Linked DNA regions of Homo sapiens: region 1 is linked to region 2. Evidence: read pairs that join two places in POLR2A ChIA-PET (ENCODE). Cell type or tissue: CD4-positive, alpha-beta T cell. All regions are shown on one strand. Links, peaks and the distances in the headings refer to the core of each region. The heading gives the core; the rest is flanking DNA. Region 1 holds the start of ZNF257 (zinc finger protein 257). Region 2 holds the start of ZNF91 (zinc finger protein 91).

Region 1 (4,387 bases), core at 79-4,078, 1.3 Mb before region 2:
CCTATCATCCTTTGCTCCCTTTCTGATCTCTGGAAGGAAGGTGGGCCAAAGGTGGCCAGCAGTTGTCTACTTGTGGTTAATTTATTCCTGCTGCCCTCTGCTCTTTCTATGGCCGCCATCTTTTCCATCCTCCAAACTGAAGAGAGATGTTGTTAGGAAGAGGCCCTTCCTTCACACTGGCAGAATAAATTTATTCAGGCCCTTTACCCACCCAACATCAGAGCTGCACTTCACGTGTGGCTCCTGAGTGCCTGGAATGTGGCTGGGTCTACACTGTGATGTGCTGGAAAGGCAAAAAACAGACTTAGTAGCCTGTGTGCGGTGGCTCACGCCTGTAATCCCAGCACTTTGGGAGGCCGAGGCAGGTGGATCACTTGAGGTCGGGAGTTCCAGACCAGCCTGACCAACATGGAGAAACCCCGTCTCTACTAAAAATACAAAAATTAGCCGGGCATGGTGGCAGATGCCTGTAATCCCAGCTACTCAGGAGGCCGAGGCAGGAGACTCACTTGAACCCAGGAGGCAGAGAACACACTTTGTGCCATTGCACTCCAGCCTGGGCAACAAAAGCGAAACTCCATCTCAAAAAAAAATAAAAAAAAAAAAACAAAAAAAACAAAAAAAAACAGACTTAGTTCCAATGATATAGTTCTAACTATATACATGCTACATTAATAATTACACATTGCTCATATAGTAATATTTTGGATATATTGGGTTACTGAAATTGTTACAATCAGTTTGACCTATTTCTTCTTTCTTTTTAAAGTTTGGCTACTAGAAAATTTAAAATTCACATTTGGCTCACATTCTATTTCAGAAGATTGCCTCCTTTTTTTTTTTTTTTTTTTGACGGAGCTTAGTTTCGCTTTTGGTGCCCAGGCTGGAGTTCAAAGCGATCTCGGCTCACTGCAACTCCTGCCTCCCGGGTTCACCTGTCTCGGCCTCCCCAGTAGCTGGGATTACAGGCACCCGCCACCATGCCCCGCTAATTTTTGTATTTTTAGTAGAGACGGAGTTTCATCGTATTGGTCAGGCTGGTCTCCAACTCCTGACCTCAGGTGATCCGCCGGCCTCGGCCTCCCAAAGTGCTGGGATTACAGGCGTGAGCCACCGCACCCGGCCATGATTGCCTCCTTCTTAAAATCTCAGGCTGCCTGATCAAAAAACCAGAAGCCAGGAAGGTCAGGAAAGCTGAAATTTTAAAATAGTTGTTATTAGATTATTTTTGTTTGTGAATAACAATATAGTGTATTTTTTTCTTTTCTTTTTTTTTTTGAGACAGAGTCTCACTCTGTGGCCCAGGCTGGAGTGCAGTGGCGCGATCTCGGCTTACTGCAATCTCCGCCTCCTGGGTTCAAGCGATTCTCCTGCCTCAGCCTCCGGAGTAGCTGGGACTACAGGCGTGAGCCACCGCGCCCGGCCATATTATGTATTATGTATAAACGCATATGACCTTACACACAAGGTTAAATGCAAATACCTTTGGGTTGGGCCTGGCTCAGCTCAGGGAGGAAAACCTGCCTGAAAAGGCTGGAGCTTAGGCTTTCACTCTTTCTTCATTCAGCCGAGCATCTGATCACGTCTCCTGTCACTCAGGGCCTAAAGGGGCGAGGCCTTAAACGTTATCCAGTCAGGGACGCTGGGCTGGAAACCGTCCAATCAGACACGAAGCTGGAGCGGACAGGGTGGCTTCCGGGTTTGGCGGGTACTTTGTCTCTCGCTCTAGCCCGAGCTGCAGGTCTCGTCTTCCCTGGTCTGTGTCCTCTTCTCCTAGGGGCCCAGCCTCTGTGGCCCTGTGACCTGCAGGTATTGGGAGATCCCCAGCTAAGACGCCAGGTCCTCCTGGAAGCCTAGAAATGGTGAGAGTGCTGGGTCCGACATCCTGGGAGAGGGGAAGGGGGTGGTTGGAACCTGTGGGAAGTCGCTGTGGCGGGACTCAGGCCTCCTTGCAGTCAGCCCTACCATCTGCGCCCGAGTTTTCCTTGGCCAGCTCGGCCTCGGTCCCCCTCAGCCATAAGATGGCGGCTGCGCTGACAGCCGGGACCCCGGGCGTCCTGTCTCTTCCCTGCGCAGTGACTGTGCCCTGGCCTGGATCCCTCTCTCGGCAGCTCTGCACCCGCAGCGCCGAGTCTCCCCAGGTTGTGCAGGGACCACAGGAGAGTCGTCAGGGGAGAATCCTGACTCGGGGTGCGGGGTTCATGAATGGGAAGAGCTTTGGTCTGTGGGGTTCTGAGTCTCTCTTTTCTCTTATTAAAAATATACAGAAGTCACCGCAAAAATATTAAAGAATTTAATTAAAGAGTGATTCAAAAATCCGGGCGCGGTGGCACACGCCTGTAATCCCAGCACTTTGGGAGGCCGAGGCAGGCGGATCACGAGGTCAGGAGATTGAGACCATTCTGGCCAATATGGTGAAACCCCGCCTCTACTAAAAATACAAAAATTAGCGGGCGTGGTGGCATGTGCCTATAATCCCAGCTACTCAGGAGGCTGAGGCAGGAGAATCGCTTGAACCAGGAAGTCAGAGGTTGCAGTGAGCCGAGATGGCGCCACTGCACTCCAGCCTGAAGACAGAGCGAGACTCCGTCTCAAAAAAAAAAAAAAAAAAAAAAAAAAAATTGTAAAGTACCCAGCTATGGTTTGTCATTTGTCGTCCATAGCAGGGGCTTGAAGAGAAGACTTTAATAACATGAGATAAAGAAAACCAAATTCAGTAATTGGTTAGATGCAGTTACATAGTTTGTTAATTTGTACTATCAAGGTGGACATTTCCTTGTTATGTAATCAGAGGTTAAATGGTAGTGTATAGTTGGCTACGCCTCAATTTTGTTTCCCCCAATTTAGTAATTTATAAAAACATGCGTTTGAGGCCGGCGCTGTGGCTCACGCTTGTAATCCGAGCACTTTGGGAGGCCCAGGCGGGCGGATCACTTGAGGTCGGGAGTTCGAGACCAGCCTTACCAACATGGAGAAACTCCGCCTCTACTAACAATACAAAATTAGCGGGGCGTGGTAGTGCATGCCTGTAATCCCAGCTACTCCGGAGGCTGAGGCAGGAGAATCGCTTGAACCCAGGAGGTGGAGGTTGCAGTGAGCCGAGATTGTGCCATTGCACTCCAGCCTGGGCAACAAGAGTGAAACTCCATCTCAAAAAAAACAAAACAAAACAAAAACCATGCATTTGAGTTAAATTTCTTTAAAGTAGAAATCCAGGGACTAGAGCCACCTCAGTCTAGTTGCCTGCCACTTAATTATTTTCACAAGCCACAGGGGACTAATTTTCCGCTGATTTGTTTTTCTTTTTTTTTTTTTTTAAGAAGGAGTTTCACTCTGTCACCCAGGCTGGAGTGCAGGGGCGAGATTTCTGCTCATTGCAACCTCCGCCTCCCAGGTTCAAGCTATTCTCCTGTCTCATCCTCCGGAGTAGCTGGGATTACAGGCACCCACCACCACACCTGGCTAGTTATTGTATTTTTAGTAGAGATGAGGTTTCATGTGGGCTAGGCTGGTCTCGAACTCCTAACCTCAGGTGATCCGCCTGCCTTGGCCTCCCAAAGTGCTGGGATTACAGGAGTGAGCCGCGTCCGGCCTTTTCCGCTGAATTTTTTACATGTGTCCCAAGCAGAGTCTCAAGTTTTACCCTCCTCCCCCTTCATCATTTCTTCAGCCTAACTCTGGATTGCAAAAATAGTAAATAATAAAATACTAAATTTTCAGTTTCTTCTGACATTCCCAAATGCCAGTTTTCCCTAATTCACATTATCAATTATTCATCCTTTAGTTTACATTTTTTATACCATATTTTAATCATTTTTTGACAAAGCATTGGATGGCACTTTAAAAAGATTTGTTTTCTGTTTGTAAATACTTTCCATGGGAAGAAAGCAAAGTATAATTCCCTGACACTGTAGTGTAAAAAAAATTTTGTTCCTCTTTGCTTTTATCTTGTATAGGCACAGAGATCTTATCAGAATGTTTTTGGGTCAAAGTTTCCCTTTGGAAGCTGTGAGGTGAGATGTCTTCACCCACCCTTTAGTTTTGTTCTTGGTCTTGGGCTTCAGTATTTCCTGGGGATAAACCAAGATACCCACCATGGCTATATCTGCTAGAGTATCTAGTGGATATCAGCTACTGGGTCTTTTTTTTTTTTTTTTTTTTCTTCTTATAGCACAACCTGAGTTATGGAGTGTAGCCTATTAAGAAAGAAGGTGGCTGCCCCAGGGCTGAGAGGAGTCTCCTGTTGTATTTCTTTTTCGAAGATATTAAGATTGTCTTCACCCAACTCAGCTTCCATTTCTTAGAGACACATTGCTGTTAAGCCAATCAGATGCTGGTAAAAAACACAGAAATAATTTCTGCCCCCTGGATTCTCTAAGTGGGCAGA
Region 2 (4,387 bases), core at 195-4,194:
TTTTCTAGAAATTTTTTTACTATTTTTCTTGCACTATTTTTCTGCCCCCTAAAGGAATCCAGGAGGCAGAAATTATTTGTTTTCTCCTCAATACTAGTATCTGATTGGCTGGCCAGCAATGTGTCTCCAAGAAATGAAAGCTGAATTGGGTGAAGGCAATATTAATGTCTCAAGGAATTAACTTTAAAAAAAAGTGCACCAGGAAATGCCTCTCAGCCTCAGGGCATCCACGTCCACACTTGAGAAGCTAAACTCAATACCTCAGGTTGTCCTATGAGAGAATATGACCCAGAAGCTGATATTCACTAGACACTCTAGCACACATAGCCATGGTGGGTATCTTGGTTTATCCCCATACAGTACTGAAATCTAGGTCCAAGAAAAAACTGAAGGGTGACTGAAGACACATCACCCTATACAGTTTCCAAAAGGAAAACCTGACCCAAAAACATTCTGGTAAGATAGCTGCGTCTAGGGAAAATAGACGAAAAAAACGCACAGAGATATTTTACCATACAGTGTCAGGAGATTATTCTTTGCTTTCTTCTCACAGGGAGTATTTACCAAAAAAAACAAATCTTTTTAAATGTGCCATCAAATGCTTTGTCAAAAAAAAAATTAATTGGCCAGATGCGGTGGCTCACGTCTGTAATCCCAGCTCTTTGGGAGGCCGAAGTGGGCAGACCAGCTGAGGCCAGGAGTTCGAGACCAGCCTGGCCAACATAGTGAAACCCTGTCTGTACTAAAAATACAAAAATTAGCCAGACGTGGTCGTGGGCACCTGTAAGTCCAGCTACTTGGGAGACTGAGAGAGGAGAATCATTTGAGCCCAGTAGGCGGAGGTTGTAGTGAGCCTAGTGCGTCACTGCACTCCAGCCTGGGTGACAGAGCAAGGCTCTGTCTCAAAAATTAAAAATAAAAATGATTAAAATCGGTATCAAAATGTACACTACAGGACAAATAGTTGATAAAGTGAATTAGGGAGGGGAAATTGGCATTTGGGAATGTCAGACGAAACTGGAAATTTAGTATTTTACTGCAAGCCAGAGTTAGGCTGGAGGAACAGGGGATGAGGGGTGGACTTGAGGCCCTGCTTGAGACACATGTAAAAAATTCAGGGAAAAATCGTCCCCTTTTGAGTGTGAGAAAAATTAAGTGGCAGGCAATTAGATTGAGGTGGCTCTAGTCCTCGGATTTCTACTTCTAAAAATAAAAATCTAAACTCAAGAGCATTTTTTGGTAAATTACTACATTGGCAGAAGCAAAATTTAGGCTTAAGCAACTATAAACTGCCAATTAAGCTCTGATTACATAAGAAGGATATTTCCACCTAGATTGTAAAAATTAAGAAACTAGGCCAGGTGCGGTGGTTCACGCCTGTAATTCCAGCACTTTCGGAGGCCAAGGTGGGTGGATCACCTAAGGTCAGGAGTTCCAGACCAGCCTGGCCAACAAGGTGAAACCCCGTCTCTCCGAAAAATAAAAAAATTGGCCTGGTGTGGTGGCAGGCGCCTGTAATCCCAGCTACTAGGGCTGAGGCAGGAGAATCGCTTGAACCCGGAAGGCAGAGGTTGCGGTGAGCCGAGATCACGCCACTGCACTCCAGCCCGCGCGAGAGAGCAAAACTCCTTTTCAAAAAACAAAACAAAACAAAACCTACATAACTGTACCTAGCAAATTACTGAATTTGGTTTTCTTTACCATGAACCTTATAAAAATATCTCCTTCAAGGCCTTTCATAGACCACAAATTACAAACCATAGCTGGGTGCTCTACAATGTTTGAATCACTCTTTGATTAAATTATTTAATCTTTTCGCGGTGACGCCCATAAATTTTTAATAGAAAAAAAGAGGCCCTGGGAACCCCACGGACTAAAGTGCTTCCTATTCATGAGCCAGCACCTCCAGTCAGGATTCTCCCCTGACGACCCTCCCGTGATCCCTGCACAATCTGGGAGAGACGCGGCGCTGCGGGAGCAGAGCTGCCCAGAGAGGGCTCCAGGCCAGGACACAGTCACTGGGCAGGGAAGAGACAGGACGCCCGGAGCCCGCCTGTCAACGCAGCCGCCATCTTATCGCTGAAGGGGACTGAGGCCGAGCTGGGCAAGGAGAACCCGGGCACGGATTGTGGAGCTGACTGAAGGAAGGCCTGAGGCTCGCCACAGCCGCATCCCACCGGTTTCAACGAGCCCCGTTCCCTCTCTCGGGACGTCGCACCTGGCAGTCTCACCATTTCTAGGCTTCCAGGGGTTCCTGGCATCTTAGCTGTGGCTCTCCAATACCTGCAGGTCACAGGGCCACACAGGCTGGGCCTCCTGGAGCAGAGGACACAGAGCAGTGAAGTCGAGACCTGGAAACTCCGGCGGCAGCGAGAGACAAAGGCCCAGCCACATCCCGGAAGCCGCCCTGTCCGCTCCAGCTTTGTGCCTGATTGGACAGTTCCCAGCCCAGCGTCCCTGATTAGATAACGTTTAAGGCCCCGCCTTCTCAGGCCCTGAGTGACAGAAGATGTGATCAGACACTGGGCTGAATGAAGAAAGAGTGACAGCGTAGGCTGCAGCCTTTTCAGGCAGGGCTTCCTCAGCTCAGCCAGGCCCACCTCAGAGCATGGGAAAATCCTCTCTCTTCTTTGCTCTCTTTCAATGTATTCAAAATGTGAACAAAAATATTTGATGTATATTAATAATACATAAAATTTTTGTTCCAGAGAAAATCAACTTTTACTTTATTGTGTATTATCAATAATAAAGCTAATTTGATAAAACATTGTAAGTCTCTCAGCCGGGCGCCGTGGCTCACACCTGTAATCCCAACACTTTGGGAGGCCGAGGCAGGTGGATCTCCTGAGGTCAGGAGTCCGAGACCAGTCTGGCTAACATGGTGAAACCCCATCTCTACTAAAAATACAAAATTATTGAGCATGGTGGTGCGTGCCTGTAATCCCAACTACTCGGGAGGCTGAGGCAGGAGAATTGCTAGAACCCGGGAGGCCAAGGTTGCAGTAAGCCTAGATCGCGCCAATACATTCCAGACTGAACAATAAGAGTGAAATTCCATTTCAAAAAAATGAAAAATAAAATATAAAAATTAGCTGAGCATGGTGGCACACGTCTGTAATCCCAGCTACTCCGGAGGCTGAGGCAGGAGAATCGCCTGAACCCGGGAGGCGGAGGTTGTAGTGAGTTGAGATCATGCCACTGCACCCCAGCAAAAAATAAAAATAAAAATACATTAAAATTTTTTTGACCTCTCTAGATTTTTATACATATTTTATGATCTCTTATAATTTTTTAATTTTTTTTTTTTGAGACTGAGTCTTGCTCTGTGGCCCAGGCTGAAGTCCAGCGGCACGATCTCGGCTCACTGCAACCTCTGCCTTTCAGGTCCAAGGGATTCTCCTCCCTCAGCCTCTGGAGTAGCTGGGATGACAGGTGCACCACCACACCTGACTAATTTTTTGTATTTTTAGTAGAGATGCGGTTTCACCATGTTGGCCAGGCTGGTCTCGAACTCCTGGCCTCAGGTGATCCACCTGCCTTAGCCTCCCAAAGTAGTGGGATTACATGGGTAAGCCATGATGCCGGTCCATTGTTTAACTTTTTATATTTCATTTTAATCTACATTATTTTTACTTTTTCAATTTGAAGGAACCTTTAAGTAATTTCAAAGCAGACAAATGTTTCTAACTTTCTTCATCAAAAGCATATTTTGCTTTTGTTTATACTCTCTCTATTTTCTTTTAATTTCCAAGAGAGAAGCTTGTTCTGTCACCCAGGCTGAAGTGCAGTGGCATGATTTCAGCTCACTGCAACCTCCACCTCCCAGATTCAAGCGATTCTCCAGCCTCAGCTTCTGGAGTAGCTGGGATTACAGGCGTGCGCGATCATGCCCGGTTTATTTCCTTATTTGAAGTAGTGACTGGAATTTGCCATGTTGCTCAGGCTGGTCTCGATCTCCTAAGCTCAAAATGATCTGCCTATCTCGGCCTCCTAAAGTGTTGGGATTACAAGGCGTGAGCCACAACACCTGGCCTTAAACATTCTCTTTGAAGAATTAGTTTTTTTACATCTAGTGGTCTTTTATTAATTACATTAACCCTTAACAAACTAATTTTTAGTGAAATCCCTAGGAAGTAATTTTGAACTGTTTTATATTAATATTTGTAGATAAAAAACATTTATATATTTTAATGTTAAATACAGTGAGTTCTAAATTGCTCTTCAAAGAATCAGTATGTCAGTATATTCAGCTCCCTGTTCTTCATTCTCCATTTTAAAGTTTAACTTCTTTGTTGTTTTTGTCTCCAGTTTTAGTAAACAACCTTCCCGCCAGTTCTAATCAGTAGTTTACATCTGTACCCCTGGTCACCTGCTCCATCCTGAGTCA

What was found. ChIA-PET counts read pairs that join two places held together with the same protein. Peaks named below come from ENCODE experiments on the same cell type or tissue, not always from the same donor. Only the 100,000 strongest peaks of a DNase experiment are listed, where the experiment ranks them.
Region 1: POLR2A ChIA-PET joins it to region 2 with 13 read pairs; 3 of 35 experiments call an interaction of 5 or more read pairs at or near these places.

Annotation. Positions count from the first base shown.
Region 1 is chr19:22,050,774-22,055,160 of GRCh38, forward strand. It overlaps ZNF257 (zinc finger protein 257), which reads left to right and starts at 1,711. Exons shown (of 4, transcript NM_033468.4): 1 at 1,711-1,862. The coding sequence starts at 1,860. In CD4-positive, alpha-beta T cell, for the core only: no CTCF peak of the experiment used is centred there; a DNase peak (open chromatin) is centred at 1,658; H3K4me3 peaks cover 1,374 bases.
Region 2 is chr19:23,393,094-23,397,480 of GRCh38, forward strand. It overlaps ZNF91 (zinc finger protein 91), which reads right to left and starts at 2,378. Exons shown (of 4, transcript NM_003430.4): 1 at 2,232-2,378. The coding sequence starts at 2,261. RefSeq lists an enhancer at 1,780-2,648. In CD4-positive, alpha-beta T cell, for the core only: no CTCF peak of the experiment used is centred there; DNase peaks (open chromatin) are centred at 1,578 and 2,438; H3K4me3 peaks cover 1,834 bases; H3K27ac peaks cover 1,736 bases.